3 separate regions of the Mus musculus genome follow, and regions 1 and 3 are each linked to region 2. A link is a loop called in an ENCODE intact Hi-C map of the cell type or tissue named here. Cell type or tissue: left cerebral cortex. All regions are shown on one strand. Links, peaks and the distances in the headings refer to the core of each region. The heading gives the core; the rest is flanking DNA.

Region 1 (10,676 bases), core at 1,512-9,511, 400 kb after region 2:
ATTTTGTGACTCTAGGAAGACTTCACACATTTCCTTCCTGCTGAGGGACTTTCCGATGATGCACGGAGACTCTGATCTTAGAGAGGAGCAGAGACAGAGAAGGTGAGGAACCTGCCCAAAGTCACACAGCAGGTGAGTGCAGGTACCCAGTCCCCTCCTCACTCTTCACATCGGCCAGGGCCCTACCTCACCTACCTGCCCCCCAGAGGTCCCAGGACCCTAAAAAAAAAGACAGAAGAGGAACACCACCCCCAGCCTGCTACAAATCTGACAATAGGTCTCAGCAGGCAAGACTTGGGCAGTCATGACCTTCCTTTTCTCTCAGAGACGCCAGTGCAAGTGAGCGCCCAGGAGAGGCAACTAGGGAGGAGCTGCGGCTACCTTGCCCCCACTCCCACCCCCGCTCCACACCTGGTGAGGATAGAGGGTCCTTGTGAGCACTGCAGTGTGGGCAGATGTAGGGGGAGAGGGTGGTGGAAGCCAGGCGCAGTGGGGAGGGTTGGCTGCCATTGAGGCGGCCAAGCAGAGCCTCTGCGGACCCACTTGCCCCTAAATCACGAGGCCCCATGAATAATAAATAAGAACCCTTGGATCCTTAATAGTAGTCGCATGTCTTATTAAACTAATATTTCACAAACTTTATTCTCCCTGTGGTTTGAGGTCGGGAACAAAGCCGTTGGGGGCGGGGGTGCCGAGGGCCTGGGAGGGGCCTGGGGCCCAGCAGCAGGCGCCACTCAGTCAGTTCCCCCCTGTTCAACCTGGAGGGTCACAGGTAGCCTGTTTGTCCTTTCGGCATTCAGCCATGGTGACCAGTGACCGCGGGCCTCCACGGAGCCAGGACACAGCATAGGACAGACAGCAGCGCCACAGCTCCTCTGTGGGAGGGAGGCAGACAGCTTAGAGCACCCAGTGCTGGGGCACAGTAGGTGGCTGAGCTGGGGTAGGGGTGGAATTGGGGGTAGGGGGTGCTGGCTGCACTGACTGCAAGGAAAGGAGATTCAGCAAGCCGAGAGAAGGAGCCTACTATGTGCCGGGGGACCACCAAGCTGGGCTGTGGGATCCAAAACAGAGAGACCCATACACCTGCTGTGACGCTTGCCTGCCTCTGCCATCAGCCAGGTAGCCTTGGGAAGACAAGGAGCAAGTGAGTCCCTGAAGTGCCCCTGACATGTTGGAAAACAGGAAGGGATCTGGAGACTCCTGTGAGCCCTGGAGTGATGTCTACCTCCATGCTTCCTCATCCCACGCCGCAGCCCGCTCACAGGTCCCTGTTGCTCACCCTGATGCCTGTCCCTCTTCCAGCTCCACAAGTCTCCAGGCTCTGTATACGGCCTCAGCTCACCTCCTCCATACCCTCAGGCCCCTTGTCCTTTCTCAGCCCAGGCTTGTGTCCTCCCTGCATCTGCCTGGTACCAAGTGCCTCCAGACCCAACACTAGGATGCAGCAAACACCGACGACCCAGGAATGCCTGTTCTCCAGCATCCTGAACGCTAGATCTACCCTGAGACCTCACAAACGGCCTCTCTCCCAGTTGACTGGCCTGAGTCCCCACTCCACAGCGGACAGGACTACATTTCTCCCAGGCCTTCCAGCTACATAGATCTACCCACTTCCTCACATCCCTATGGGATGTAGGCCCCACCCATCCTTAACTGATTGAGGTACTGTCTCTGCTTAGGGTCCAAAGGCTTCATAGCCCATCCACTTCCCAGCGGATAACACCAGCCCTGTAAGATATCAGTGCCTGTTAACAGTTGCCTGGGACCGTCCTTTATAAGATGTACATGATGTGTAGCCATGACTTCGTACCACAGATATCTGTAAAATGGGGAGACAAAATGTTAATTAGCTGCTGGGATCAGAAATAGTAGCAGTACTGGTTGAGTTTAGTAGCTCAATGAAGAATAGAAGGAATGTTCTAGAAGCCCCTAACAGAGAGCCATGGTGATCCCAGGAGAGCAGTTGCTAAGAAGAGCCCATACCGGATAGGCCTGCACCCTGCCTTCCAGCATGAAGGAAGGCTGAGGCGTGAAGCCAAAAAGTGATGAGAAGTCTCTAGGAACAGACTTCCACAAAGGGACACAAGCAAGGGAAACTACCGACATGGTGGCCTAGGCCACTTGACGTCTCCTTATTGTGGGAAGGTCCCACAGGTTCAGGCTAGGAAAGAACATGAGGGTGTTGACCTAGGGTGGCCCAGAACCAGGGCGCAGAGCCATGTGACGATCACGGTAGGCTCTGGAACATGAGTCCCGGACATGAAGGAGAAACCTCGGCTACTCAAGAATATAGGAAAGGAAGTGTGGGAGGGGTCCTGAGAGCAGACAAATACTGCAGTTTTCTCTGGTGCTAGGCACCCTGCACATAGAAGACACTGGGGCCCCGTGCACAGTCACCTGATCAGCAGGCAGCAGGGTCAAGATACCACCCAGGGGGACGCAGATCGGGTGTACTTCTCAGGTCAGCCTGCAGACTGTGCTTGATATTCTTTTCCAGCCAGAAAAGACGGCAGACAGGAAGAGAGGCAGCAAGTGACCCTTGTCCAAGAAGTCCCAAGCAGGGGCGGACCAAAGTGAGCGCTATTGATCCAGAAAGAAGGAACAGTATCCCCATCCCTGGCTCTGCCCAAGACAGGGCGATGCGCCAGACCCAGACCGGAAGCATTGTCAACAGCAGCCAAGTGGGGCAGCTACCTGTCAATCAGAGCGTGGGGGCGGGAGTGGGCAGCGAGAGGAGGGAGAGGCTAAACTGGGGACGAAGGGAAATTGTAAAAGAAAGAAAAAAATAAAAAAGGTCATTTTCAGAATTAGATTTTCTCAAGAGTAGTAATGAGTTCTTCAGCCCTGGAGATAACCAAGTTAAAGCTGGTGGATTTGGTGTGTGGAGGTGTGGGATTGGGGAGGCTGGTGCACTAGAGACTCCAATCTAGGCCCCGGTGGCCTTCCTTCCAACCTTGAAAGCATCATCACGTAATGTTTCTATCCCTAGGAGTGATTCTCTCCCCTGTGTAAGTCCAGGCCCAAATCAAACCTCACCTCTGGGAGGTGCCCCTCTGAGGCGGTTCAGTCTGCTACTCTCATGGCTTCTCCCTGCTTTATGTGTGGCTAACTGGACATTCTGTCCACTCATTAGAGTTATTGTCACATGACGTGCTCACATGACTCCATCAGAAAGAACCCCGCTATCACTGACCCATGCACCCCAAGGCCTGGCACTGGGTCCCAAGTGCACTGAGCTAGCTGCGTGGTTCTGTCTCTCACCTGGGTGGATCAGTTGTCCTCATCAAGAGGAAGTGACCTGTTTAAGGTTACACAGCTGGGCCCAGGAGAGAGGTGGGATCCAAAGCCTGCCTGGAGGGTACACAGTCCGGGTGTCTCGGGGCATTCACAGTTAGACCACAGCACCGACCCTGTGTACAGTCCTCTCGAGGAGTGGCTGGCCTTAATTGCTCGTCTTCCCTCTTTGTTTCTGCCCTTGCTGTCCTCACCCTGTGCAGCCTCGGGCCTCTTCCGTCCCCCTCTCCTTTGCCCTGTTTGTCTCTCATTCCTCTCCCACCCCATGTTTTCCTCCGTGTCTCCTGCCCCCACTGTTTCTCTTCCCCAGTCTTTCCACTCTGCCTTCTTTGTATTTCTCTTCCCTTTCCCACCAGCTCCCGCCGCCCGCCTGGACCCCACAGAGCCATGTCTCTGCTTCCCCTTGTCCTCTGGAGGCGCACATCACCAAAGCATCCTTTGTCTTTCCAGCTTACTGGGCCTCTCCCCCTTTCCTCCATTTATGAGCTGGTGTGTTAGTGGACAGGGTATAAGGTGGAAGTCACTCACTAGTGACCCATCCTCACGATCACCTCATTATTTATCACCAGGGACACCGGTGTTTCCATAAATTACCCCGACCTGGAGCTGCCCGCGCCAGAATCGATAGTGCCGCTTGCCTAATACCCAATCATTAATAACCATGGGGGGAAGGGTGGCTAGACATAGCCAGACATGCCACTCTGGGCCCTCGCCTGGCAGGGGGAGGGAGAAAGCTGGAAGGGAACTGTGATCTGCCTGCACAGGATAAGAGATGGGACCAAGAGAAGGAGCTAGTGGCATCCCCAGGTCTTCCCAAAGCCTGGGACACCGAATCTAAGACCTAGTCCCCTGGGGGGACAGGCAGAACTCTGTCTTGGGCACCACTAAGTGAAGATAGAACACACTGACATCAGCTCTGAGGGACTAGAGGACCCAGGACCCTAGTGATAAGAGTGACTTTTCTCAGTGAGGAGCTGGGGTGGTCCCTGCTGCATGCCATCTAAAGGCTGTCAGCCTACTATGTGTACTCAGAGTGCCCGCTGCATGCCATCTGAAGGCTGTCAGCCTACTATGTGTACTCAGAGTGCCTTAGGTGAAGCTCTGTTGCCACAGTCTCCATGGCTGGAGGAAGGAGGCTCAGAGAAAGACGTAGGGGAGGTTGAAACGCAGCATCTGAAGTGGGGTGCAACCAGTGAGGCCCCAGCTCCAGGCTCTGAGGGTCAGAATTAGAACAGCTATGTATGGAGGAGAAGGTCCTAGGCAGGGGGAAAGAGAGCCCCAAGAGTCCCTGGCCTTGATGTTAACACAGCCTCAAGCTGTCCTCTCCTCTCTCACAGAACCACTTACCCTACAGGTGCACATCAGAACCACAATGCTTTTACATACAAACACTGTCTCCCCTGAACGTTCTTAGATCATATAGTTATACAGATTCAGAGACACAAAGACAGACCACCATTAAAAACACCCATGGGGGCACAGACGCTACATACAGAAAACTAAGCATGCATGCATACCTATGCACACAGACCCCTGCAGAATCTACTATCTATAGTTACACGCTCCCTCACATACCTCCCAACTCATGCACTCTTTTGTGCACCCAGCATGCACACTGCACAGCAGCCTCAGAAGGCATCTTGCAGGAGCTGGCTGCCCTGTGCCTCCCAGAGCCCAGGTGGTGCCAACACTGCCACCTTGTGGCCATAAGTGCACAGTGCACCAGCTACAAGCCTGAACCACCAGGTTGGTGGTGGTGGTGGAGGAGGAGGGGGAAGAGACTGGTAAGAGGCAGCACCCAGGCCTCTCCCCATGTACTTGGCCTCTGCTCTCTATCTAGAGGAACCCAGCTGTTGCTGGGCCATTTCAAAGTGAGACTGGGTATAGCCTTGGAGCCACAGTGACTAGGGTGTACACCCAGCCTCAACCCGCCTTGGTCCGTGTTTCTGCTCCCAGTGATTAGTGCCAAGTGGAAGGTGGGTGACCCCCACCCCACCCCCATGCTAGCCTAGACTATGCTAAGGCATTTAAAGCCTCAAATTCACTCTGAACCTCACTATTCATTTACTCATTATATTGACAGGTGAGGCAGTCTGTGCTCAGGTACAGTGCTGGGATAATGCCACAATGAGCACTGCAGATAGGTCCCTGTCCTAAAATGCCACCGCTCAATGGAAGGGATGGAACCTCGGGTCTGTAGTAGTCAACCCTCAGAAATTGCCTACAGCATAACTTCAGAACTTGAGTGCTGGCAATTTCCTGATTTACCCTAATGATAAGTATGTCATGTGTCCTAAGAAAGGCCAGTGGAGCCTCGCTCGAGGAGGGATTCACCATAGAAGGCTTCCTGGAGAGGGTGTCTGAGTAGCACATGCAAAGGCGCTGAGGTGAGAAAAGGTTTGCATGTGAAGATCAAAGTGTGCCTAGAGCCAAGAACCAACCAGCAGAGGGTATGCGAAGATGAAAGGATGGGGGACCTGGACCATGCAGGCTGGGCCTGAAACACCAAATTGGGAGCTTTGAAAAGCCCAGGCCAAGTGCACAGTGGCAGAGTCACATGACTTCAGGCTCACAGTAACGGCAGTTACTGAGAAATGATTGCTCACCAATGATTCCCAGGGTCCCTGTGCTCCAGGCTGGTGACCCGTGCACAATAGCTGGGGACAACTTCACCATGAGAGATCAGTTTTATGGAGTACTATGCAGCCACTAAAACCAACAGTAGTACTGTTCATTTATTGATGTGGAATTATGGATAAGCTTTGTTAAACAAAGACCCCAAGGCAGTGTTCATGAGCCTGGCACTTATAAGCTCAGCTACTGGGAAACTGCAGCAGGAGATCTTTTGAGCACAGGGGTTCAAGGTTATCTGGCACAACACAGCAAGGTCTCAGATCCTAAGATAAAACAACTCCCCTTCTAACTATAGAACTCATAGATTCTCATTCTGTAATATATACTTCCCCCTACACCTTTTTCCTTTCCTTCTTGCTCTGTGCATGGTGTCCATGTGAATGTGGGTGTGCACACATGTGTGTAAGTCAGATGTTTAGAAGTTGGTTCCCTTACAAAGTTGAAACAGGTTCTCCCACTTCTGCTGTACTGAGTGATCCAGGCTCATATAGTTATACAGACTCAGAGACACAAAGACAGACCACCATTAAAAACACCCGTGGGGGCACAGATGCTATATACAGAAAACTGAGCATGCATGCGTACCTATGCACACAGACCCCTCCAGAATCTATCTATAGTTACACACGCCCTCACATACCTCCCAATCCATGCACTCTTTTGTGCACCCAGCGTGCACACTACACAGCAGCCTCTGAAGGCATCTTGCAGAAGCTGGCTGGCCTTAGAATTTCTGGCTGATTCTTTTGCCTGCACTTTCTATCCCACCATAGACATTCTGGGATTGCAGATGCCTACCAGATTATCCAGATTTTCCCATGAGTTCTGGGGTTGAACTTGGGGCTCAGGGTTAGCAGCCTGAGGCCATATTCTCAACCATACCATATTTCCTTGATCCTAATAGGTGTGTGTGTTTTAGGATGCACACTGTACATGGACATAGATGTTTAATACACCTTGGAACTTGGCAGTTAACCCTGGGGTTCACCTTGCAATCCATTACTCTAGAATCAAGGGGAAAAGCCTCATGTACATACTACATTCAAGCCTATGAAAATTTCCAGGAAGACATAAGCCACAACATCAAAAACTTACTCATCATGGCTGGGGCTGGGGCTCAGTTGGTAAACTGTTTCCCCAATAACCATGAAGCCCCAGGTTTGATCCCTAGAACCTATTGAAAAAGGGGTAAAGGTGCCTGCCTGTAATCACAATACCTGGGAGCTGAAGACAGGAGGATCAGAAGTTCAAGGTTATCTTTAGCTATATAGTAAGTTTGAGACCCATCCGGGCTACATGAAACCTGTCTCAAAAACAAGACAAACAAAAATATATTACTGTAAGATGATTTTTTTGGCTTTCTTTTTAAAGAAAGTGTGCTTTATAGGTTTTTACAAACTAAGAACACATTGTTTTATAACCAGAAAGAAAAATACTTCCTATTTCTATATTGTAAAGCAAAAGTTCAGATCGAAAACTAAGAAGCCAAATCTCCTTATACCCATTAGATGGAAGGATTGTCAAACAGGGCCTCAGACATGAACTGCCAGAGCCCTTAAATTCAGCAACTGGCAAGGCTAGCCTCTTAAGACAGGAAGGATTTGGGTGAGTGGAGACCAGAAGTGGGCATATCAGGAAGAAGACACAGCCTAAACGGTGGCCTGGGGACCTGATACAGTCCCCAAGGGAGATGGCTTAAGCTGAGAACAGGCAGAGGGTAGTGAAGATGACAGTTAGCATGGGGATATTGACTGACATTACTGAGACTTTCCAAGAATGGGAACTGTTCAGAGTGTTCCATAAGCCATCCTTTATTGTAACCAGCAAAACTGTCGTTCACTGTAGCCATCCTTTATTGTTTCCAGCTAAACTGTCCTTCACTGCAACTCATATGTGGACATCTTTACTCCAACTTCTCAGGATGGGACTGTTATCACACACAGTTCTTTAAAATAGGAATGACTTCAGAATAAGGGGTAGTTTATTAGGGGTAGTTCCTAATCCAGTATCACTGTATTGATATGAAAAAGAAGTGAGGACATATGCAGAAGTGGGCTGTGGGAGACATCAAAAGGAGGTAATAGCTAGTCATGGCCAGATGGAGAGGCCTCAGGAGGAATTGACTACCCTGACCCTCTCATCTCAGACCATCAGCCTTCAGAACATTGAAACACAAATATCTGATTGAATCCACTTGTGTGGTCCATTGTCATGACAAACTAGCTTACTAGCAGCAGGTTCAGATCCTGTAGCTGTGGCAGTGGATATGCTGGCTCTGGGCCAGGAAAGGCCTTGAAAGGCAAGTTCATGGTTTAGGCTTAAAGTGGTTAGGCATTAGGAAGACACCGTATGTGTGTGTGTGCGTGTGAGTGTGCGTGTGTGCTCGTGCGTTCTTATGTGTTGAGGTCAGAGGACAACTAGAAGGAGTCAGTTCTCGCCTTGCACTTTCTGGATCCTGAGATCAAACTCAAGTCAGCAAGCTTTCTTGCTGGACCTCTGCTTGGGAGGTCTCAGAGGGCCCTGGAGGTCACCTGGGTTTGTGAGGAGTGGGTTATGTTTCTCACCCATCCACACCAGCCTGTAGGCTCCTGATGGGCCAACCTTGTGTTGCAGGTCAGCCAGGTTGGGCTGGAGGAACTGGAGGTCTCAGAAAGCACCTTTCTTTGCTGAGCCACCTGGCTGGCTTGCCATCTTGTTTACTGAGACAAGGCCTCTCATTAGCCTAGAGCTCACTAAGTAGGTGTTTCAGTCACTGTCCTGTTGCTGTGAAGAGATTATAACTGAGGAAACTCTTACAAGAGAAAGCATTTAATTGGGGACTGGCTTACAGTCAGAGACTTAGTCTATTATAATTATGGTGGGGATTGTGGTGATGTGTGTGTCATTGGAGCATATGAGCCAATGGGGTCCATTCTTATCCCAACCACCACAGTGGGTTACACTGGCTGGCCAGTGAGTCCCAGCAACTCCTGTCTTCATCTCCCCTGTGTTGTCATGGCAAGTGCTGTGGCCATGTCTGAACTCAGGGAGCCATGCCTGTGCAGCCAGCGTTTAGTGACTGAGTCCTCTTTCAGCGCAATCACTGGATTTTTTTGAGGCTAAGCGACAGCATCAGACTTGTGTTCCAGGACAGTCCCCCTGGTGCAGGACAGAAGGAAGGGTGGAGGGTGGAGAGCAGGCAGTGCAGCAGGAACTACAGGGCTGGGGTGTGGTGAGTTAGCCCAACCCAGGGCAGCACACCAGGGATGCTGTGTGATGATTACTGCTGGCCTCACTCCTCCTCTGGCAAACTGAGGCCACAACCCTAAGGTCCTCAGTCTCACACTGCTGTGTAAGGGACTTGCAGGGTGCTCTATCTGCAGGACATGTGGCTGTAGTTGTGCCAGACCCGGTCACCAGCTCCCATCACATGTTGGATTGGGTTTGGCTACTCAAAGCTTCCATCAAAGACATGGGTCCTTAGTGATTGCTGAATGAATAAATAAATGGCTGGATGAATTAATGAATGAGAGAACTGATGAATGAGTGAATTAACAAATAGGTGCATGCATCAGTGAATGGAGGAGTAAATTAATGTTAGGTAAGATATTTTAAAAAAGAGCATGAAAAAGGAAAAAGGCAAGTGGAACTTAACATTAAATACAAGGAATCACAGGTTTTGGGGTTCTACTTGAGCTATGAGTTTGAGTTGCTCCACAAATGAGCAGCAAAGGAAAAACCAAAGAAGGCAAATGGGCTGAACCCTGCTTGGAAGTAATAGGTGCCTATCATAGCCTTTCATTAATCAGCCAAGTAGCAACTCTGCAGAACCCAGAAGGCGAGGTTGGCCCTCAAATGTGCTCAGACTGGAGTCCATGAGTGACAGCTATGTCACCTTCAGTGTCCTAGGTCACCTACACAGGTTTAGTTTTATCAGCTGCATAGTGGGGGTGAGGGTGCAAGGACTGTGGTGGGACCATAAGGTGATGTGTGTACAGTCCCCGCCACTGGACCTCTGCATGGGAGGTCTCAGAGGGCCCTGGAGGTCACCTGGGTTTGTGAGGAGTGGGTTATGTTTCTCACCCATCCACACCAGCCTGTGGGCTCTTGATGGGCAAACTTTGTGTTGCAGGTCAGCCAGGTTGGGCTGGAGGAACTGGAGGTCTCAGCAGTCAGGTGCTTGTGGGAAACTGGCTCGCTATGGAGGTGCCCACACCAAGGAGTGGGTGAGGTGTCTGGATACCAGCCAAAAAGCCGTGGTTTCAGAAACTGGGCAGAGCCAGCTGGGCCCACAGGAAGCTAAGAGAATGGGGTCTGGGATGGAATTCCTGAATTGAAAGAACACCTACAATATGCTCCCATCTAACAGCTGGGGAAACTAAGGCTGAGAACATTACACCAAGTGAAGGTTTTGAGCCCAGACCTCCCTGACTCTCAAATGATGTGCTTGGTCCATCACTGGGGATGGACCCTCATCTTTGAGGAGGAGAAAGAGGGGGCATTAAGCAGGGAGCAGGGCGCTCACAGGACAGGGGCTTGTTGTCTGGACAGTGCCGTTGTCCTTGGCCTCATGTTCCTCACTTGCCTGGTTCCCTCAGAGCCTCCGATGACTGTCCACTCTGGACTCACCACCCAGAGCAGCCTGTCCCGCAGGAAAGCAAAGAAAAAGCAAGATCCCCCGCAGCCTCGTCAGCCAGGTGCTTATGGCTGAGGACGGAGACAGCCGAGGGCCCTCAAACACTGCACCCTAAAAGGAAGAAGCATTAGGA
Region 2 (10,676 bases), core at 1,152-9,151:
TAAAAGGAAAAAAAAAAAAGGGTGGTGGTGGTTCTGGAGATATGGCTCAGCAATTAAGAGCACTTGCTGCTCTTCCGGAGGTCCTGAGTTCAATTCCCAGTAACCACATGGTGGCTCACAGCCATCTGTAATGGGATCCAATGTTCTCTTCTGGTGTGTGAAGACAGCTACAGTATATTCATACAGATAAAATAAACAAATAACTTAAAAAACAACAACATATTTTTTTTCTTAGCCAGCTAAGTTCTATTTTTTCTTCCTTAAACCAAGCCAGTTACATATTGAAGTCACATCTTAAAACACTTTGCCCTTAATACTACTTTGTCACTGTTAATGTTACAAGAATGTCCACTTGCCAAAAGTAAATTACATTTTCCTTGACTTTTAAAGTAATCACTACTTTAGAAACAGTAAAGAGAGACTCAGGCACTTAGGGAGGGTCTAGTCTATTAATCTGTGAAGGCATGACTATGACTTACATTACTGAACAGAGGTAAGGCAACCTCAGGTATGGGGGTCTGGGGTGTAGCTCAGGTGGTGGATGGCTTGCTTAGCAGGCAGGATGCCTGGATTTCACCCCTAACAGAGCATAAACCATTAGCATTCTGGAGGTTAAATGCAGGAAGAGCAGAAGCTCAAGGCCATCCTTAGGTACATAGTGAATCAAGCCGGCCCAGGGTATACGCAAGATCTTGGGTTAAAACAAACAAACAAACAAACAAACAAACAAACAGCCAGCAACAGTGAGAGAGAGAGAGAGAGAGAGAGAGAGAGAGAGAGAGAAGAGAAGAGAAGAGAAGAGAAGAGAAGAGAAGAGAAGAGAAGAGAAGAGAAGAGAAGAGAAGAGAAAGGAGAGAGGTGACTACAGCAGTAGCTCAGTGGTTAAGAATCATGGTTGCTCTTCCAAAAGACCCTGGTTTGATTCTCAGGATCTACATGCCATATTAAAGCTGCCTGTAACTCCAGTCCCAAGGGAATCTGCCACCCTCTTCTGTCCTCCATGGACACCTGGCTCACAGATGGTCTAACAGATGTACATGTAGACAAAACACCTATACACATAAAAAATAAAAAATATCTTTACAAAATACACTTTATCTCGACCGCAATTGCCAGTGAGCCTGTGAAGGAAACCCTGCTAGGACCTACTGGCTTTTCTCACTTATCATCATCATAATAATAACCAAATGGGAAGCCTCCTAAGCTAAAGGTCTGTCTGATCTCACTGCAGAAATATCAGGATTCCATTCCTCCAAATGACCACAGATTTAGAGGTGTGTGCCGTAACCTAGCTGCAGATGTCAAGCATTTAACAAGTTTGTTTTATTCCTAATTGCTGGCATTTGCTTAAGTGCTTCCTTAATTCTAATTTATGTTTTTATGTTCTACTTTGTTTACATAGCCCATAGTTCCCAATTGTCTTTATTTGCTTAAGTGTTTCTTTAATTTTATTTACATTTTTATATACGTTGCTTTGCTTACATAACTCATTGTTTGGAGCAGGCTAGGAATAACCATAAATCCCCATTGCTAATTAGCCTCATCCTCATGACTGATTAGTCAAGATTATGAGCCTAGAAGGAGGGCAGGAAGGAGGCCTAATAGTGACTCACAGGATCATTGAATTTCAGAGCTGGAAGGAATCTTAGAGCTTGCAGCATCTTTCAGATAAAATTCTGCGAATTTTACATCTCCCTTGCTCTCTCATTCCTTTATACCAAAAAAAAAAAAAAAAAAAAAAGCACGAAAGGATTTGGTGACAGTTTGAAAAACAAGTTTAGAGTAGAGAAAATCCAATCAATGATGGCTGTAACTCATAATGAGTACTTGAAGAATCAGCAACTTGACACACACAAGAGCAGAGAATATTAATGAACTCAAAGGAGGCTCTTTGGACTTAAGCAAGGTAGATTGTCTGGAACTCCTTCCCCAGCAGCTGTGCAGTTGGTAAGCCTTGTAGCTTGCCTGGCCTGTGAGTTTGGCTGTTAGCTTTGCAGTGGGGAGTATTTAAAATCACACTCAACATACGAAGGAAAGAACCTGGAACTGAGTAGCCTGCTTTATTCCAAGACTCCATCTGGCATTTAAAGAACTGCTTGTCCTACATTCAACCCTGCAGAGTAACAGCCATTTTTCATCTCCTCACACCTCTATTTTTAGTTTCAGGTAAGATCGCTTATTGAGTCTGAGAAAGGAACGTTTAGAGGTAAGAGCCACCAGTTAAACACTTAACCTAGGGTCATCTCCATGGGTTTAAAATGAGATCATGTTGAATCCTCAGCCTGAGAGATGAGGACAAGATCAGCCTCAAGACTCCACCGGAGGTGTAGGTGCGGATTCCAACACCGTTTAAGTCTTTAGTCTCTCTTGGGCAGAAGTATAATGGATGAAGAGGTGTTACAGGTATGTAAATCTGTTAGGTGAAGTTGACTACAGCCGAAGGGGTCAATTTGTCAGTCCAGTCCATTTCTAAACAAACTTGTCTGTAAGACTATTGTCTCGCTCTCCGCAGGTTCCGCACACCTGCCAGGGTAGTCCCCGGATCTCCAGGACTCGTCGAGTGTGCAAAGCGCAGTTAGCTTAGAAAATAGTCCTGGATTTCACTCTCTCCAGGTGACATGTTTCTGTGACCTTTCCATTTGCTAGCTTTTCAGAGAAGAGCTCTGTCCATGCGAAACCACAGGCTCCCATTCTAACTGGTCACTCCTTGAGGGACAGACAGCGCAAGGCCCTACTGCCAGCGCTAACTCCTTGTGCTGAGTTCGGGTTACCATAGCGACCGTGGGACGGGCAGGGCTTTTAGACCCTTTTCCCGGTCTCAGCCCAGGACTTTCGAACGCTCCAATTGGGACAACCCTTTCTTGGCTCTGTCCCGCCTCGTTCGGCGCTGAGCGCAATGCGATTGGCCCTGTGCTTGAGGCCTTGTGCCCAGAGGGTACCACCTCTTGATATGAAGAGCGGGAAAGTATCCCAGGCACTGTCCGAGGCGTGAAGCTCATCTCATGCAATGGGGGACCACGCTGTCGGCTACGGGTACACTTTATTCGGTCCTATATAACACCTCTAAGTCCCCAACTGCTAATAATAGGGAAGGAGCAGGATCCGGGGACAACACTTTGCTGGCTGGACTGACCGACCATCTGTGGAGTGCCGGCGCGAGTAGCCCATAAGGCTCCCGGGCTGGCTCTCAGGCACCCCACAGCAGAGGCCAGAGGGGACGGGCTGCGTTCTAGGGGCGGGGCCAGTGGCGGCGGCGGGAGGCGCAAAGCCCAATGAGAGAAGGCTCCGCCTCCGGAGGCGGGGCATCCGGGGCGCTCCCCCGCCCTTCAGCTCTCCCTGCCCCTCCCCCCGCGGGCGCCGGGGCCGCAGTGAGTGAGTGGCACTGGCAGCCTGTCAATCCCTCAGCCGAGCGGCCTTCGAGCCCGGTCCACAGCGGCTGCTGACTGGGTGCGCGGCACCGGAGGTGGCGGCGGCGAGTTCTCCCGCCTCATCAATCTGCTGTCCGCCCGGCGTGCGGCCCGCCGGGGCCCTCCACCGGGCTCCGTGTCCCCGCCGCGCCGGCCCGCCCGCTCCCAAACTTTCCTCCTCCGCCCCTCTCGCTCCCCGCGGCCCGCCCGTCGGCCTCCTTCTCCTCCTCCTCCGCAGCCCGCCGCCGCCGCCGCCGCTCCCTCCCTCGGGGCCGCCGGTGCTCCGATCCCGCCCGGTTGAGGCGGCGGCGGCGGCGGCAGGCGGCTGAGGGAGGGGACCGTTCTGGCTGGCGCGGGCGGCGGCGGCCGCGGCGTCCCGGCAACTCGGCTGGCGCTGAGGACCAAGTTGTGCGGGGCCGCCCGGCGCGGCGAGGGGCGCTGAGGAGGCAGCGCGGCGGCCGCGTGAGGGCAGCGGGCACCACCGCCTCCGCCTCCGCCGGCGAGCGCGCCGCTTCCGCCCGCCGCTGTCCTCAGTCTCCTCCGCGGCGGAAGCCGGAGCCGGACGCCGGTCCGCGTCCCCTCAGTCGCGGGCCGCGCCGGGCCAGGCCGCCCCCTCCCGCGCGGGCGGGGAGCGCGCGGCCGCCTCCCCCTCCCCCTCCCCCTCTTTCTTCTCCTCCCTCGCCGCCGCCGCCGCTGCCGCCGCCGCCGCCTCAGCCTTCGCCTCCGCCGCCGCCGCCCGCTCCCGCCCGCGCGCGGCGGGATGGACGATCAATCCAGGATGCTGCAGACTCTGGCCGGGGTGAACCTGGCCGGCCACTCGGTCCAGGGGGGTATGGCTCTGCCGCCTCCCCCTCACGGCCACGAAGGGGCGGACGGCGACGGCAGGAAGCAGGACATCGGCGACATCCTCCACCAGATCATGACCATCACCGACCAGAGCTTGGACGAGGCGCAAGCAAAGTTGGTGTCGTCTCATTAAGCATCTTTTGTGTGTGTACGGGAGCCGGGCTCGGGTCCCGGCTGGCTCCCGGGACCCGGGCCTCAGTTGCGGGCGGGAACTTTCTCCGCCCGCCGGGCACTTGCTGTGTCCCCCATCGCGCGGGCAAAGTTGCTCGCCGGGCTCGGGACAAACTCGATCATTGCTTCGTCCGTGCCCTGCTGCCCGCCCCCCTCCCCAGATTTAAACCTCCCGCTCGGACCCCAGCGCGCTCCGCGTCCCAGCCGGGTCCGTGGCCGCACCGCAGGGAAGTGCAACTTTCTCCGCCTGCCCAGACTCCGGGCACCCACTCCCCTCGGCCCAGTCCGGGGTGACCGGCTGCTTCCCCGCACAACCCTGTGCGGGAGCGCCAAGTTCTCTAGAGGGAGGGCCGCTTGGCAAACTTTGCGGAGCTGTCACCCGCTGATTATTAGCCGCCCGCTGGCCGCTGCGCCCGCTCCTCTTGTGGAGCTTGGGCGTTGGGGTTCCCTCCGCTCCGGTCTGGTCCCTTGGGTCCCGCCGCGGCCCCCGGAGCGGAGCCTCATGCACGGGTCACTCCTGTGTACGCCGAGGCTTCTGTCGAGCCAGCAGATGGGTCACGCTGCTATCGGGCTGGAGCTCTCAGCCGCTAGAGCTTGCCGCCAGTTGCGAACTAGTAAACTTGAGTTTTTGTTGACTTCCCGTGGTTCAAAGGAGCTTTTCCAAACTGGGGGCCGGTTTTAAATCTTGGGTCTAACTTAAAGGAAGGCGCCATATTATTCCAATAGGTGATGCTAATACCTTTGTGTTTTGCTATTTGTTTTTTAGGAAACATGCTCTGAACTGTCACAGAATGAAACCGGCGCTCTTCAGCGTCTTGTGTGAGATCAAAGAGAAAACAGGTAAGACTCTGCTGCTCACAGTGGGCCTGGAGACCCCCGAGGTGGGGTCAGATCTACTCCTTCGACTCTCCAGTTGAGAGCTGCTGCTTTTGGGCACCGCCATCTTTGATCATTCTTTGCTTCCCACCTCCTGATCTTGAGAAAAAAAAAACAAACCTGCAATAAATCTGGAGTCTATTTCTCAATTCTGCTTTGGTACTAAATGAAGTGTATATGAGAATGGAGCTGGGTCGCAGTTCCCTAGGAGGTAGTCCCTGGTTTCAGTCGGGGAGGGGGCTCTAGCTAGTTGCCCTCTCCTATCTCTTTTTGCCTGTGTAGCATTTTTTAAAAGGAGCGGTGGGAGACTGGATGCCAGGGACCGGTTCCCCTGGAGAGGCGTCACTAGAACTTTGTTTTACTTAGACAGTTTTAAGCTTCGGTTCTACTGGTAGAAGTCACAACCGAACACACCTCAGTAATACCCTGGACTTGGTGCTTTAGGTGGGAAGATTTTTAGGAATCCAGGAAGGAAAATCATGTGCTTAGGCATATACAATGTATCATGCCTATTAGTACTTCTATTATAGCCTCCGTCTTACAACTGCTACACTTGTAAAACTGAGCTTCAATGTATAAAGAAAGATGTCCACAGATCCTGATGAAACAAACATTCTGAAGTTCAGGGCAGGAGTAGGATAGGTTTGCAGAAGTGCTAGAATGAAAATTGCTGATACAGAGTAGGGAAAATTTTTGACAGTTCCTTATAGTTTAACTTTCTTGTCAGACTTTTTCTATTTAAGGTATTTTTACTCTTGACTTAAGGGTAAAGCTAAAGTGCATATATATACATATGTTTTACATGTTTTAGTTTGTGTTTAGTTATCTTTCCTGTATATGGTTAAAAAAAAAAACAACCCTCCATCAGTCAAGCTTTACCATTGATTGATTTATTTGTGGTTGTATGTGTTGGGTTGTATTGCTTTTTAAAGTTGCCCCTTTGTAAATTGAGGCAAAGAAGAAAAACAATCAAGTCCAGTATATTGCATTTTCCAACTAAGGCTGTTTTAATGTTTCAATGTTTGGCTGTCTTTGAGTTGATTTTACAAATAATAATATACTGCCTAGGACTGTTAGGCAGGAAGTTAAGTTATACTCTATTTAAACAGGTACTATTCATATTCCTAAAAGTAAGCCAGGGAAGATGATGGTTTATTGCTTTCTCTTAATGTATGTATGCTAAACCAGAGTTATTAGTAAATATTGAGAGCTTAAAGAAATAACCTTATTTGCTTTTCATTCATGCCATGATTTTTTTTAATGATTGTTTTTTGTTTTTTGGTGATACACTTTACATTTTGAAAACCAAGTCGTTTTAAATTATTGACTTATTATATATTGATTTTAACCACCTTTTGAGCACCTTATGATTTAAGATGTTAGATGATTTTAATCTAACTATAAAGATGTCCAGCATTGAACCTTGAAGGCTTTAATTTGGGTGAATAAAAGTATATACTCTTAGGACATTTATGTTGCTTAATTTCTAAGGGTTTTCTTGCTATCAGGGCTCCACTCCAGTTCGTGCTGACAGCTAAGCACTGGAATATTGACTGTGTTGTGAATATTAAGATTGATTCAATTTTATATGGCACTATATTACTAAAGAGAGGGAATTGATGCTCTTCTCTAGCAAGAACACCCTTCTTTATGATTTGTATTTATTTTCTGTCCCTTTATAGTTTTGGTCTAACCACACAGAACTACACAGCATTTCATGTTTGAACACTTATCAGCAGGAGAAATTCAATTAAGAAGTGTTAGTCTTCCAGTTGCTTATTTGCACAGGACTTAGTTACACCATTCTGAAAGGAAAGCGTAGTCAACGACATGTCAAAGGTGAGTTAGGAAAAGAAACAAGTCTTTTCAGAGTCTGGGATTATGGTCAGAGAGAGCTTTGGTAGGGCTATTGCTATTTAACAACCAGGAGAGAGCAGACAAAAGAAATTTCTGTGTTTTGAAAATTGTTTCTTGGGCTTTCAGTGATAACTTGTAAATTAGATCCTCTTTTTGTGCGTTGACCTGCGACCTAAGTTTGCAGGTTATCTTTTTTATAAAAAGCCAGCAGCCGACAGTGAAGGCGGCTGTCTGGGCAGAGGCATCCTCTTGCCTGCCTCTCTGAGCTCGAGAGGGATGGGATTTAAGTACTGAGTGATTGATGGGGTGAAGCTCTCTCTCTCTTCTCCTTTCTCCCCTACTATCCATAGCTCTGCCTCATGCTCTAAACCCAGTCTTAGAAGGAGACAGGATCGCTAGACTCAGCCCTCAATTTGAAATAAAACAGCTGTGTAGACATTAGTGTTACCAAAGCAGAGAAAGCTGGGCAGCACATTCCAGGGCCTATCCCTTGCCTGCTTTTGCAGCCCTGCTTTAGAGACATTATGAACTTAGAAAATAAGTGTTAGGGAATATGTGTATGCTACTTAATACTTTCTCTTTAAATAATTTTATTAATCTATTATCATAATACATAAGGATTAATTACCCACAGAAAGTTCATCTAGTCATTTGTGAATATAAATCAGGAATATTATGTGATGACTCTATTCTGCATAGTGAAGGGGAGGGAGGGGGCTGACAAGTTGTGAACTAAAGGGGTGGTGGGTGGGAACTGCCACTGTCAGTGGACAGTGTGATTTTAGTTTTGGTTTTCTTTTAAAATAAGACAAAATCATTAAAAAAAAAAAATCATGTCTTTGTAGAACTGCTGGTAGATTTTGAGGTTTCTGATCAGACGGTGAATACTGCCAGTTTTGATGCACACAAGGGACTTAGTTTGGAAAACATTTTATTTCTTCCCTACCAAATATGAAAAGGCATTTTTTCCCCCTTTGACAGATAAATGGGCAATCTGCCACAATTATATTATTTTCTTGTTCAGAAGTAAGGAAACTATACTTTTACTATAAGATGATTGTTTTTTTAAAAAACAGTATATTCTGTTATAAAATTTATTGTGCAGTTATTTTGGGGCAGAAAGGTTTTTCATTGTTGAGTTGTGACATTTATACATTTTAGAGGCAACTAAAGTTACACACTTTAAAATCGAGATATGTGTCTGTTTTAAACTATGTAAGCAAGGAAGATCGTAGTTGACGGGCTACGGTTTTCTTTAGGATGATAACAAAATCATGTTACCACCCTTTGCTTATTAAATATCTCTGATGAAGTAAGGACCCATACTTCTGTTGGTATACTCACTGAACTATTTGTGTCTACTTTAATCTTGTCTGTGAAGTGTTTCCTTTGTGAAACAATATACCTTCAAAAATAAAGGAAACATTTTTTCAAGGAAAATATTTTTAATGTGTACAAATATAGCAATTTATTATATGATCGAAATACTGATATTGTGAAAAAATTGTGTATATTAAAAAAATCAACATAACCTTTCCTTTTACAATGCTAGGTTAAAATACACATTGTTGATAGCTGCCAACCAAGCTCTGATTTATTGCCACCACAAACCCTAAATAGTGTTCATTTACTAGTAATGTCTAATGGCAGACGTGATGGTTTGCCAGATTTGTAGGCTTTGTGAGGCTTATAAGCAGGACTGACTTGGGAAGATCATAAAACTTAATGAACTTCTCTACTGCAGGAGGTGTCCGCAGGGGAAGAGAAAGGCCTGCTTGGCTGGTTGGGCTGGTTGAAGGATTTTTTATGTTTCAAGAAAAGAAAATGACTATTATAAATGCTGTACTTTTAAAAGAATCCATCTTGAGAAAGTCATAGGAATTTTAGATATCAGAACTAGGAAAGAATGTAGTTTATAAATGAGTTTTATACTCATTTAGTATATGAAATGTTTTAACCTTTTACCTTTATGGCTAAAAGTGTGAGTAGTTTTCAGGAGGACAGGGTAGGTACTCTTAGTTTAACCCTTCCATTTAATTTGCACCCTACATTTTTAGTGTTTCATTTGCATCTTTTTCTGGCCTCTTTTTTTTTTTTTAAGACTTCCATGTAAAATTTTGCTACCTTTTTTATTGTTACAGTGCTGTGTTATTCTTTTAATTTTCAATGTATAAAAATCAGATCAGTCATTAAGTAAACATTTAGCAAAGAAATATGAAAATTGTTGTTTCTGAGTCTAAATGGTTCTGTATTTACTATATATTTTAAATTGATCTTGTATTATATCCAGTATAGTTACCATTTGCTCCAAAGTTTTGAAAGCAATTGCATTATACATATATGTATAATGTTTCTGTTTTGATGAGTGAATTTTCCAGCTTTTAAGAGCTACTTATTATAGACAACAGCAACAATACCACATTCCCACATATATACATACATGTATACATACAATATGTATATATGGCAACAATAATAGATACACATATATGGAAAGAAGAGAATTTTAAACATTGTTTACCTTCAATAATGGCAACAGTTGGCCAATCTTATTTTCTCTATTACTCCTGCTTTCTCAGAATTTTTGTGATTTGAATAGTAATGGGCCTTTATTAGTTCAAATTTTATACCAATTTTAGGAATACATTATGGTCTGTTTATATTGGGAATATTAAGTGATTAACCAGGAAAAACACAAAGTCAGTGTATGTTAGGAAGGTCATAAATTATATTGCTTTATCAATATATTTTTCTTAAAGCCATTTAAGAGTATTTTGTCAATTTTTTAGATTTTTTAGATTTGTGATGCTTACTGGAGGTTTTGTAGGAGGTTTTGAAGGATGTAAAAGACTGACATTTGTCTGATTTTATTTTATTTCCTCTTTCATTCTTAAACAATAATACACTCAATCTGTTGGTAGAAAACCTGGACAAATTGTCATTGCCAAGCTGTTTTAGAACTGTCTGGCTTGAAGTATCATGCAGATATACCTTTAAAATGGGAGGATCTTTAAATATATTCAATAAAAAATATATTTTAACACAAATAGTGAAACTGTTGTCAGTATTAACTTGATCTATGCAAGTAATTCTTTTTCACCTGAGTTTTAGTGAGCTTCATTATAGGTTTGCGTGGTTTTGATATTTTATCTGGGGACGTAACTATGCAATTTTTATTAATTTATATAACTTTATTCCAAATTATAAGTGTATTAGTTCACTGATAATGGAGGCACTGACTTGCCCCCCAACACACAAATCCACCCACTTTTATAACATAAAACTACATTTCTTCATAGCGATGACTTTCTTTTAATTTAACTTGTGTAGTGTTTAGATTTTAGTATGTAAATTTTATAATCCAAAGCAAGATTTTAGTTAATGTCTTATTTAATTATATCTTATTTGTATTTTGGTACTATATGGGGGCATGCTGTAGGGTGATATTATATTTTATGAAGTGGGTCTCTAAAAAAATTGAAACTGAATTTTCTGAACCACACAAGTCATCACTTTTTT
Region 3 (10,676 bases), core at 1,388-9,387, 150 kb before region 2:
GATGGTTGTGAGCCACCATGTGGTTGCTGGGATTTGAACTCCTGACCTTTGGAAGAGCAGTCGGGTGCTCTTACCCACTGAGCCATCTCACCAGCCCTAGCTTGCAATCTTATGTTCCTTTATTATATTAAACATTGTAAGGAAAACACAAAGGAAGGTAATGTAAGTGCTCTGACTGACAGGGTCTGACCTGGGTTCTGTTTCATTAGCCTAGATGTCTGTTCCCTTGGAGCCCTTCTTCCTCACTCTGTAGCAAGGTCTGCTTTGCCACTGCCTTTTGTGAGCTCAATTCTCTCCATGAGTTCTGGATGAATGAGCACAGTGTTGGAGGTGGGTAGAAGCAGGCAGATGAGGCAGGTCCCTTTCTTATACTACCACCTGGCTTGGTCACTGCTAGCAAGGAGCACTTCTCTAGATGCTGGGCACCATTTGAGATCCAGCTCTTCATCTGGTTTTGGACATCAGACAAAAAGCATCCTGGGGCTATATTTTCAGCTAGTAGTAGTTACCTAGAAGGCATACAGTTCTGGGTTTGACATCTAGCACTATACAAATCAGGCATGTTGTGGATTAAGAGTTCAAAGTTCCTTTGGCTACTTACCAAGTTCCAGGCCAGCCTTATATAAAAAAGAACCCGTTTCAAGAAACAATCAACTTCTCCTGCTTTTCCTACCCACTTCCTCCCTCCTCCTTCCCATCTACTACTTCTTCCCACGGTTCTAGTATGTCCACCTATACTCAGAGCTTCTTCAAAAGTAGTTAAGGTAAGCGGTTGCGGTTCAGGGAACACACCCAGTCTGTCTTAAATCAATCAGAAGCAACAGGTAGTTTAGAAGTTGATCCACCCATGGGCTGGGAAGGCAAGGTGTGTTTCCTTAGCAGTTTCTAATTTTCAAATTAGTAGAGAACTCTAGTCTCCCTCAAACAGCAGCTCTATGTCTTGGGATATGTCTTTGGCTTACTGGATTTGGGGGAGACTGAGGCTTCACTTACAAGGCGTATTAGAAGGCATCCAACTCCACATTCATTTCCACAGAACATTTTTTCCAGCAGGGATCCACTTAAGTTTTTTTTTTTTTCTTCAAATAAATGAAGTCTATTTTACTACTGATAATCTCTGGTTTACTCAATAGGTTTATTTCTTTTCATTTCTGTCTGATGAGGGAAGAAAATGATAAAAATAGAATGTAAATAATTATAAAATCTAATAATTCATAATTTATGCAGAATAAAATGAAAGGAACTTAAAATTAAATCTCTCTTCCACCTAATATTAATCTGCATAGTATCATTTTCTTAGGTTCATAGGCCCCTCCTTCCAGGAGTAACTATTAAATTTATAAGCTGAGTTTTAAAAGTTAAGAATTTTATTTTAGCTGGGTGTGGTAGCACATGCCTTTAGTCCCAGCACTCAGGAGGCAGAGGCAGTCGAATTTCTGAGTTCAAGGCCAGCCTGGTCTACAAAGTGAGTTCCAGAATAGCCAGAGCTATACAGAGAAACCCTGTCTCAAGAAAAAAAGAAGATTTTTATTTTAGCTCAGTGAAAATCATAGACACATACAAGAATCATATATATGTATATGGAGACCTATATGTGGTTAGATTAAAAGAAAAATTAATGTATAAATATGTTCATATCACTCTACACACACTATATACATATATGTATATATATCTCTGTGTGTATATATATATTATCTCTGTGTATATATATATATTATCTCTGTGTATATATATATATATATATTATAAATAAGCATATGCTTAGATCATCACCAATTCTCATTCCATGGCTTTCTCACTCCACCCAGCTGGCCCTCATTGGACAGAAGTAAAAGAAAAGCAGCCTGTTAGAAAGAAGCAGCGGCTGACAAACAAACCCTAGCCATGCCTACTACCTCTGCAATGCCTATGGCAACCAATACCCTAATGGAGCATTGCTACGAAAACCACACGACACATAGCCTTCACAGGAGGTCTGGCAATGTTTGGGATAAGCTGGTGAGATGTGGGGGCTTCACATTGCAGCAGCTAGAGCTATTTAACACTAATGGAGAAGAAAGGTCAAATTCATTATGCAAACTTTGCTAAACAGAAAGATGGTGTGAGAACACAGAGCACACAAGGTACTTTACTGGAGCCGGCTGACCCCTAAAAAAGGTGCATCCTTTGGTGTTGGAATCATGGGTGCCCAGGTATCACTCAGGAGGAGGGCCCACCTTTTTTGCAGCCCAATCAGCAAAAGCAGGAACCATAGCTACCCTGGCTTATGGGATGGGAGAAGGTGACCAGAGGACCAGCTCTGCTCTGGATACAGAAGTTTCAGTTTTACAATAGAAAAGTCCTGGGCAAAACAGTAGCAACAAGTATGATGGGACAAAGCAAATAAGAATTTTCTAGTAGAGAATACTTACATTTGAAGACTACATTATAAATCAATTAAAACAATGTGCTGGTAATTAAAAATCCCATTCATTCTTTAAAAGGAAAATAATATGGCAATGACATTTCCATGAAAGTGAAAAATCAAGAGTCAAGTTGACAAGTAAAACAATTAAACTCTCACTAAACCCAACGTCAATTTATTTTTAGCAAAAAACTGGTATCAAGATTGTAAAATTTACCTCAAAGCCCTGACTCCACAGTGACACACCTCCTCCAAAAAGGCCACATCTCCCAGTAGTGCCACTCCCTGGGCCAAGCATATTCAAATCACCATACTATCGTTTACTTGTATTTAATGACATACTTTAGGTTTATAAAAATGAGAAATTTATAGCTAATACATTATAGAATTTTATAGCCAAAGTTTTATATTTGTATGTATTCAAGTAGTCCTATATTAAAAACCAATTTGGAGAAAGTAAGGCTGAACAATGAGCCTAAGTTTATGAAAATTTTGTACTTATGTTTAAGATTATTTCTGTTATCTGGAGTTAATAGGAGATAAAATAAGATAAGCAAAATTGCCAAGGTCACACGGCAAGTTGCTAGTAAGACTTGAACCCAAGTCCGCCAAGGTTCACAGCCTGTGCTTGATCTCATTGGGAGGTAAAAGTGAGCTTCCTGTACTCAAAGTGCAGTACAGTCGTGAAGGCTACGCAAGATAGGACACAGTGCTTGCCACCGGTCCCACTGGCAGCCCCAGACCTGAAGACTCACCTATAGCTTCTCCACAAAGTTCTCCACTGGGTGCTGAGGGCACAGAAACTTACTTTTCTGTCCAGCCTTCAGGGAGCTTATACAAGGTCTTGCCTTTTGCATTATCCTATCTAATGATACTGCTATTGTTTCAGTCTGGTATTCTGGCTCTTGCTGTCTATGTGTCTCTCTCCCATGATGTTTCTTAGCCATCTCCAAGGAAGTCTACTCCTACAAACTCTAATTAGAAATTCTACCATGCCTCAATGTCTGTCCACCACCTGCCCACATCCAGTGACAATTACTTCCATTAGGCCTTTTCAGGCAGTAAAATACTAACTAGGGGACAGGGAGGCAGAAAAATGTACTGAAGCAAACTTAGCAATTCAAGAACAATCTAGGGGCTGTGTAGGTGCCAGAGGTCCAGAGGATCCAGCTCTCCCTCTCTAAGGGCTGTTTTAATAAATCACAACAGGAACAGCAGCTAGCACAAAAGGTAACGCTTACCCACACCAGACATAGTTCCAAGCTTTCTATCTAATACCTACTACTGACCTGCAAGGTTGATAGCATTTATCACCATGTAACTAAGCCAGAAAAACTTATGGAATCCACCAGGATCAAACACATCAGTAAGGACAAGGTCAGGCTGGGAGCAGACTGGCTCCAAGGCCTTGATGACCTTTCCTGAATTGAGTAGTGGCTTGAAGGTCAGCCCTCAAAGAATGGGATCTCCCTGACAGGTAAGACCACACCAGTAGCCCTCCCTGACCATCACCCTTCATATGACATAGAGTCACGTGTAGGCTTGGGAACAGTGTTGTGCAGCCTTGGTTCTCACAGCTCCACATTGATCATAATAAAAACAGGGGCACGCCTTTAATCCCAGCACTCGGGAGGCAGAGGCAGTCGAATTTCTGAGTTCGAGGCCAGCCTGGTCTACAGAGTGAGTTCCAGGACAGCCAGGGCTACACAGAGAAACCCTGTCTCAAAGAAAAAAAAAAAAGGCAGTTTTCACAGTTGGCTCCTTAGTTTACTACTTACTGTCAAGCCTATTTTCCTAACACCTTCAGCTCAGGGTTTTTCCTGCTAGAGGAGACAGAGGTGGGAGGAAGAAAGGAAGGAAACAAAAAGGAGGAGCTAAGCTCTTCTCCCTTTGCTGACACAAACAAGACATGTCTCTGAAGACTCCTAACTAAAGGTCTCCCAGGCTTAGAATGTGGACCAGATAGGCAGGTGGGAGGCCACTCAGCCCAATACACACACAGAGTAAATAGTCTGCACTATTTCATCAGACACCTGAGAAAAAAGGCAGTTTCTTGATGCTTTTCTTCTAAGTTGGTACATCTTTCAGAAGGCTGCTTGAAAATGAAGTCAGAATTTGGGCTGAGGAATAAGTCAGTAGTGGAACACTCACCTCACATATTGTCCTGAGTTCAGGTCTCAGCACAAATATTAATTTGTACGCACTGACTAACAACCCTGCTTACTTAAAGGCAATGACCCTAAGAAGTACTTCAACAGGACACAGGAATCCAGAAGACTGTCGTTACTTAAGAAAATCCAAACCCAGCAGATAGCCCAGTACTCTGTGCACCTCATGTGTTCATGCTTAGGTGCTTAACACATTTATGGTTTTGGTCTTGTTGTTTTTCGTTTTTTTAACAACTGTGTTCTTATTAGGTAGTGATCTTCATGAGAAAATAAGATTTTTCTCTGCCTAGAAGATGTCTCCATCTAGATTTCTGGCACAAAGTAACTATAGATTACAGGAATTAAGAGTATTGAAACACGTAACACTATTACAGTGTTAGGCAAATATAATGTAACACACAAATGAAATTGTAATTGCTATATCCTTGGAAATGGTTACAGGAATCAGACAGCCTGAGGAGCTGTTCCATGTGTGAAATGCCTGCCGCTGGACACAGTGGTGCACATCTGGGGTGGGGGTGAGGACATGGACCAACACAGGCAGATCCTGAGAGCTCTCTGGCCAGCCTACCTAGACAAAAAATTTTAAGGGCCAGGTTTTTTGAGATATTGTCTAAGCCTAAGGTGGAAAAGCAACTGAAAAAGGTACTGGCCTCTGGTTTCACCTGTGTATGTATGCATGGGTCCATGTGAGGGTTATCTCAGTTTTATTAGGAAGGCAGAATCACTTCATAACTTTTAAATTATTTTAAAAACTATGTAATTTAAAATTATTCTAGGTGTTCTGTAAAGCTGTTGTTTTTGCACCTCAGAAATGAAAATGGGAGGGAAAATAATGCTCTTTTGTAGATCAAATCTGACTTGAGAGCAGACATGAGGCAGCCACTGGTGAGGCTGGAGAGGCTGCTCCCAGCTCACCCCTGGCACCTGAGTCTATTCCTGCTCAAGGGGAGAAAGACCTAGAATTCTCACACATCGCATGCTGCACAATCCAATCTTCCTAAGTCTCAGACAAAGGAGTCTGTCTGAAAGGGACAGGAGGAGCTCCTTCAGCGCAATCTCTCATGAGGACTACGAGAGTTTGCTGGTTTCAAACAGCAGGGGGTGCCAAAGGGATCACTATTAATCCCAGGAGATAGCCAGGAGAGGGAGATTAGAGGTGTAGGTTAGCCTCACTTAGGTTAGGCTCACCCGCAGCTGCACGGGTCCCACCTGCAGGCCTTAGCATTCCTCAATGGAAAGTGGAAGCAACAATTCAGAGCTGAATGAGCTGCTGCTGCAGATGATGCGCAGACATCTTAGCAACACCACTGTCTGCTACAAATAGTGCAGACTCCTGAGGCAGCAATACTTAGACTCATTGCTGCTCTGAATCAACAGGCTTTAAGAGCGATGGTTGGAACCCCTCTTGGGTCTTGTTAGGCAATCTATTAATAAAGGTAGATATAACATTACATATAGAGTTATTTAATGATCTGTTGATTTTCAATATAAGAGAGTCTTTTTATATTCCAATGAATTTTATTTTATGTACGTACACATACTTTTCTGAGAATGATGTTTTAAGGCTTTCCCAGATTGACAGAAGCACAGAGCAGGCAGAGTCTAATGGAAGGCAACAGAGGAAAAACAAAGAGAGTCTGAACCAGTTGGAGAGAAAAGTATTTTAAGTCACAATAGAAAAATGGCCACAATATGCATTTTCATTTAGGCTGGTGTCCTTGATTAGAAAGGGGCAAACCCAGATACTCCTTCCCAGGCTCCTAGTCACCACTGCTCACAGAGGTGACATCTGTAGACATGCTGTTCCCAGATCTATCACAGGCTGCACATGTCCTGCACATGTCCTAGGTACAGAAGCACAAAACAGCAATGCACATGTTCCCAAATTGTTCTGCAAGTAACCAGGTGAGCAGATGTTCCAGGTAACACACATAATTCCCCTGATAAACAAGGCTAGAAGGTCAGGTGACACACCAAGGAAGTACTCACATTCGAACAAAGAGCGACTCTTTGGAGGTCAGACCAGGAGAGGAGTATTTTTCAACCAGGGCCAAAGTACTGAAGCCAAACTTATGAATGGGCTCATTGGAATCCAGTGGCGGAAAATCCGTGTCGACCTCCCCATCATCCTCAGCAATATGCAGGCAGTAGGCACTGACATTGTCACTGAAAACAAAACCATAAAGGCAAGTGAGTGCTGCAGGAAGGGACATGTAACCAGACAGTATGGCCCAGCCAGCACATCAACCCTGCTGTTCTCTACCCTCAGTCCAGGATATGCTGAGCATCCCTAACACTTGTTAAAAAGACAAAAGTATCTTTTTCACACGTGTCATTTCTCTAACATTCACTGGACACTTATTAGAGATAAGACCTAGAACTAAGTCCTTGAGATGAAAAGTGAGATTTAATGTTGGCTCAAAGGAAGCTCATAATACAGAGGGGGAGTAAGCACTCCAGTACAGCACTACAGAATACACTGGCAAACAAAGGGAAAGGACTGCTGGAGAGGCCCTGATGCACACCCAGGGAAGCCTGGTAACTAAGACTAGCCGCAGACTTCCTTCCTTAAAAAGTAGCTGCTTCTTTGGGTAAGATCTGATTCCAAACACCATAGAACCTTAGCTGAATAAAAGCAAATGGCATGATTTACCCTGGTGCTCATACCTGGTCCTTGGACCACTTCTGGACACGTTCTGTTTCTCTATCATGTCCAGCCAGAAGTCTTGACCTTTTAGAATCAACAAACACCTTTCCCCTTGAGGGACAATAAAAAGGCAATTTATACATACTGATAGGACACTAACACAATTTACAAGTTAAAATTAGGGCTAGCTATAGTTGGTAGAGTGCTCATCGAGTATGTATAAAGTCCTGTGTCTAATCCTCAGCACTGCATAAATCAGATGTGGAGGATTTTAATCCCAGCACTTAGAAGGTAGAGGTAGAAGGATGACAAGTTCAAGGTTATCCTTGGCTACATAGCTAGCAGGCCTGGGATACACAAGACCTGTGACTGTGTAAATAAATGAATGCTGAAACCACTGGTGTGCTCCAGAGAGGGCTGGGAAATCACAAGCCTGCTAGCATGAAGGCAGGCAGCTTCAGAAGTATAATCTAATAGTTCAAAAGGCAGGAGAACTCTAAATTCTGCAGCTCAAATTTGGAATTTTAATTATGTGATTGATGCTTTAATTAATTAATTCCAAAGTGTATGCTAATTGTTTAATTGGTTGCTTGATCTATATAGATCATTTTTTGAATTAAATGAGTTGATTTACAAAGTTTATTGATTGGATGTGACAATGAATTATTGCACTGACTACCTGATTTGCAATTTTCCCAGTTAATTCACAATCTTTAGCTGCAACTCTGTGTACCGAGAGAGCCTAATTCAGGGAATCTACACTCAGTGTTTCTGTCAAGGCTGGGAAGTATTTATTGTATAAAACAGGTAATAGGGACAGATGAAAATTAATGGAAACATAAATCTGCTAAGTGGATTGATAACTTTACATTGTCACTTTACATTACATGTGTTTGCAATGTTGGTAAGAAAAAAGTTCCTGTCTGAGTGTGGGAACTCCTAGATTTTTACAGCAATCTGTCTATCACAAAGTGTGTGCAGAAATAGATGCTCTTTAGAGGCAAAAATGGCATGGGAGACCCAAGTTAAATTATCAGCTCCATGGCTCTTGGGCTACATGAGTTCAGAATAAGCATCAATAGTCCTATTTTCCATTTCTACATCCATAACAAGGTCCTAATGTCCTAATTCAGGATTAGATTCAGTGATGTATATAGATCCTATAGCAAGCACACAGAATCTAAAGATGAGATGACTATAGTAAGGTCAGATGGGAACCAGCTTAACGATGTACAGAGTAGCAACAGGGCAGCTCATTCTGGGCAGGTCTCTCTCTGAGTTTAATGGGGCTGCTATGCTGCAGTCTTGGGGCTGCTGTAGCTCTAGGGTTTTATAAGCAGGGCAGATGGGATAGGACAAGCAAGAGACAGCACAGATTATTTTTTGCCATGCAAATCAATCTGAGAGATGTCTGATTCCCCAATACCACAGAAGTTCAAGGTATCAAGGCAGAAAGCCCAATGCTAATATCAGAAGAATCCTGCTTTGATTGTCATGGGACACTCCTGAGTCCCCACAAAAACAAATTCAATGAATACCAGAAGCTAAGGTCTGAGAGTAAACCAAAGGGTATGGCTCACCAATCCTGAAATACAAACTAGCAAGTAACTCATTCAAAAGTATCTACACTGTGTTTACTCTGTCCATCCTAAGGAGGACTCCTCTTGTATGGCACAAGTGAGGGCATGAGCAGAGTTTAGCAGCAAACAAGGTTCTAAGCCTTCAACTAAAAATCTAAGGAGATCGTAACTAAACATTCCACTCTACTACCCGCTGGTTGGTTCCCTTGTGCCTCCACAAAGAAATCATCCTCTGACAGAAGTTACTGTTGTTTTCTCTCTTGTGGAGCTGCTTAGGATGCCTCCTGAAGAGCTCCTAAGGCACAACAATGTCACTAGCGATACACACTGGGCATTGTGTACCACACTCTGGGTAAACTGGCTTTGACACAGCCACCAAGAAAAATTTCATATCTCACAGTAGGATCAGTCAGTGTTTCTATTTTAAATACTAGGAAACTGAGGCTGACTGAGGCAAAGTGGCTTGTTTAACATTGGATGGCACATAAATTTCAGAGCTGACATTCAAACCCAGGCAACCAAGAATCCCTTGACCCCCACCAGTCCTGGGGCCAAAGCCATGCTGTCAAGATTTCTCAAGGTGATTAGTTGGTGTCTGAGAAGGAACCATGACACGTTAATTTTTGTTGTTCTTTTTAATGAGGAACTTGGAGAGATTTATGTGACCCTCCTCACATCTACAACTGGGGAAAGGAGACACAGAGAAGGAAGCCTGTGATGAGCTGGTTCATAGACATAGAGGGTGGAGAGGACTAAGGCTTTGTCACCTCTGTTCCGCAACTCATTGATCAAAGCAGAAACTGGTGGTATTTTGAAATGGGAGGGGAAAGAAAGCAGCTGTGGTCCCTGCTAAAGGCGTCTACAGATCCCACAGGCCCTCTCTTGGGGCTCCATCTGAATGGCCGACACCTGCTCTTCATGATGACTAACCAAATCTCTCTGAGCTCCACCTTGCCCGAGAATGGGTTTTTTGATTTCTGTACAATCATTTGATCTCTGTCAGAATCCAAGTACATCTACTTTCTGGCATCTGGTCACTATTTCTAACCTTCTGTGGCCGCACAGCTCCTTTTCCCTACTCATGCATCTACACTCCCAAAGAACATGCGCTCTTCATGCTTACTGAAGAGGAAAAGGGCTGGCACTTAGAAGTACTTAACAAATATTTGTTAAATGAGCAAGTACATGAATAAGTAGATGGACTCACTCTGAACAAAAGTAAGATAATATAAATGAGGTATGTGTTAACTAGAAGAGGGGTGAAGCTATCAGCTGATCTTGTAGGGAGCTCTGGGCATTATACACGCCAGAGACCGCAGCTTCAGATAAGGGAGAAAGCAGCACAAGTCAAGGTGAAAGGATATTTTTTCAGGCAGGGTCTCAAGCAACCCAGGCTGGCCTTAAACTTTCGATATAGCCAAAGCTGGGCTTAAGCTCCCACCTCTCCTTGCTTCTGCAACCAGAGTGCTGACATTGCAAGCACATGTACCACCACGCATGGATTCTTAAGTAGAGGACGGCACTTCAAGATATGAGTACCAACATCCCATTTTTTTGATGGATTAAAAACAGTATAATGATTGCAACTATATAAACAATTGAGTAGTGTTCACAAAGACTATAAACTGTACAAAGGGTCTTCAAAGGCTATGGAAACATTTGTCATGTGGAGTTTTTCTTTCTACCTTCTGTACTTTCCAAATGTCCTATTCTCCTTTTCATTTTCTTATAAGAGAGTTAGGAAAAGTCTGCAGCAAGTTACCTTCCTAACCTCCAACTTCCAGTGCTGCAGCCGCATGTGTGCCTTACTATTTCTCAGCACAGCCGCAGGTTCTAAGAGCTCACTACACGATCAAACTCTGCAATTACAA

What was found. A loop is a pair of places that touch in the nucleus more often than their neighbours do. Peaks named below come from ENCODE experiments on the same cell type or tissue, not always from the same donor. Only the 100,000 strongest peaks of a DNase experiment are listed, where the experiment ranks them.
Region 1: a loop joins it to region 2, with 2.1 times the contacts of the local background. A loop is called at or near these places in 5 of 42 quality-filtered maps.
Region 3: it touches region 2 in a loop (3-fold over the local background); 6 of 42 quality-filtered maps call a loop at or near these places.

The regions. Positions count from the first base shown.
Region 1 is chr2:33,967,911-33,978,586 of GRCm38, reverse strand. It overlaps Gm13404 (a long non-coding RNA gene), which reads right to left. Exons shown (of 5, transcript XR_866147.3): 4 at 1-76. Among named protein-coding and RNA genes, the nearest start is that of Gm39793, 11 kb to the right of the region's middle. In left cerebral cortex, for the core only: a CTCF peak has its summit at 5,000 (motif pointing left); DNase peaks (open chromatin) are centred at 2,643 and 4,992.
Region 2 is chr2:34,365,412-34,376,087 of GRCm38, reverse strand. It overlaps Pbx3 (pre B cell leukemia homeobox 3), which reads left to right and starts at 4,043. Exons shown (of 9, transcript NM_016768.2): 1 at 4,043-4,367; 2 at 5,191-5,264. The coding sequence starts at 4,168. In left cerebral cortex, for the core only: no CTCF peak of the experiment used is centred there; DNase peaks (open chromatin) are centred at 3,298, 3,828, 4,243, 4,940 and 2 more places; H3K4me3 peaks cover 3,172 bases; H3K27ac peaks cover 1,394 bases.
Region 3 is chr2:34,514,741-34,525,416 of GRCm38, reverse strand. Mapkap1 (mitogen-activated protein kinase associated protein 1) reads right to left here. Exons shown (of 12, transcript NM_177345.4): 6 at 6,568-6,744. Among named protein-coding and RNA genes, the nearest start is that of Gm34178, 55 kb to the left of the region's middle. In left cerebral cortex, for the core only: a CTCF peak has its summit at 5,680 (motif pointing right); a DNase peak (open chromatin) is centred at 5,673.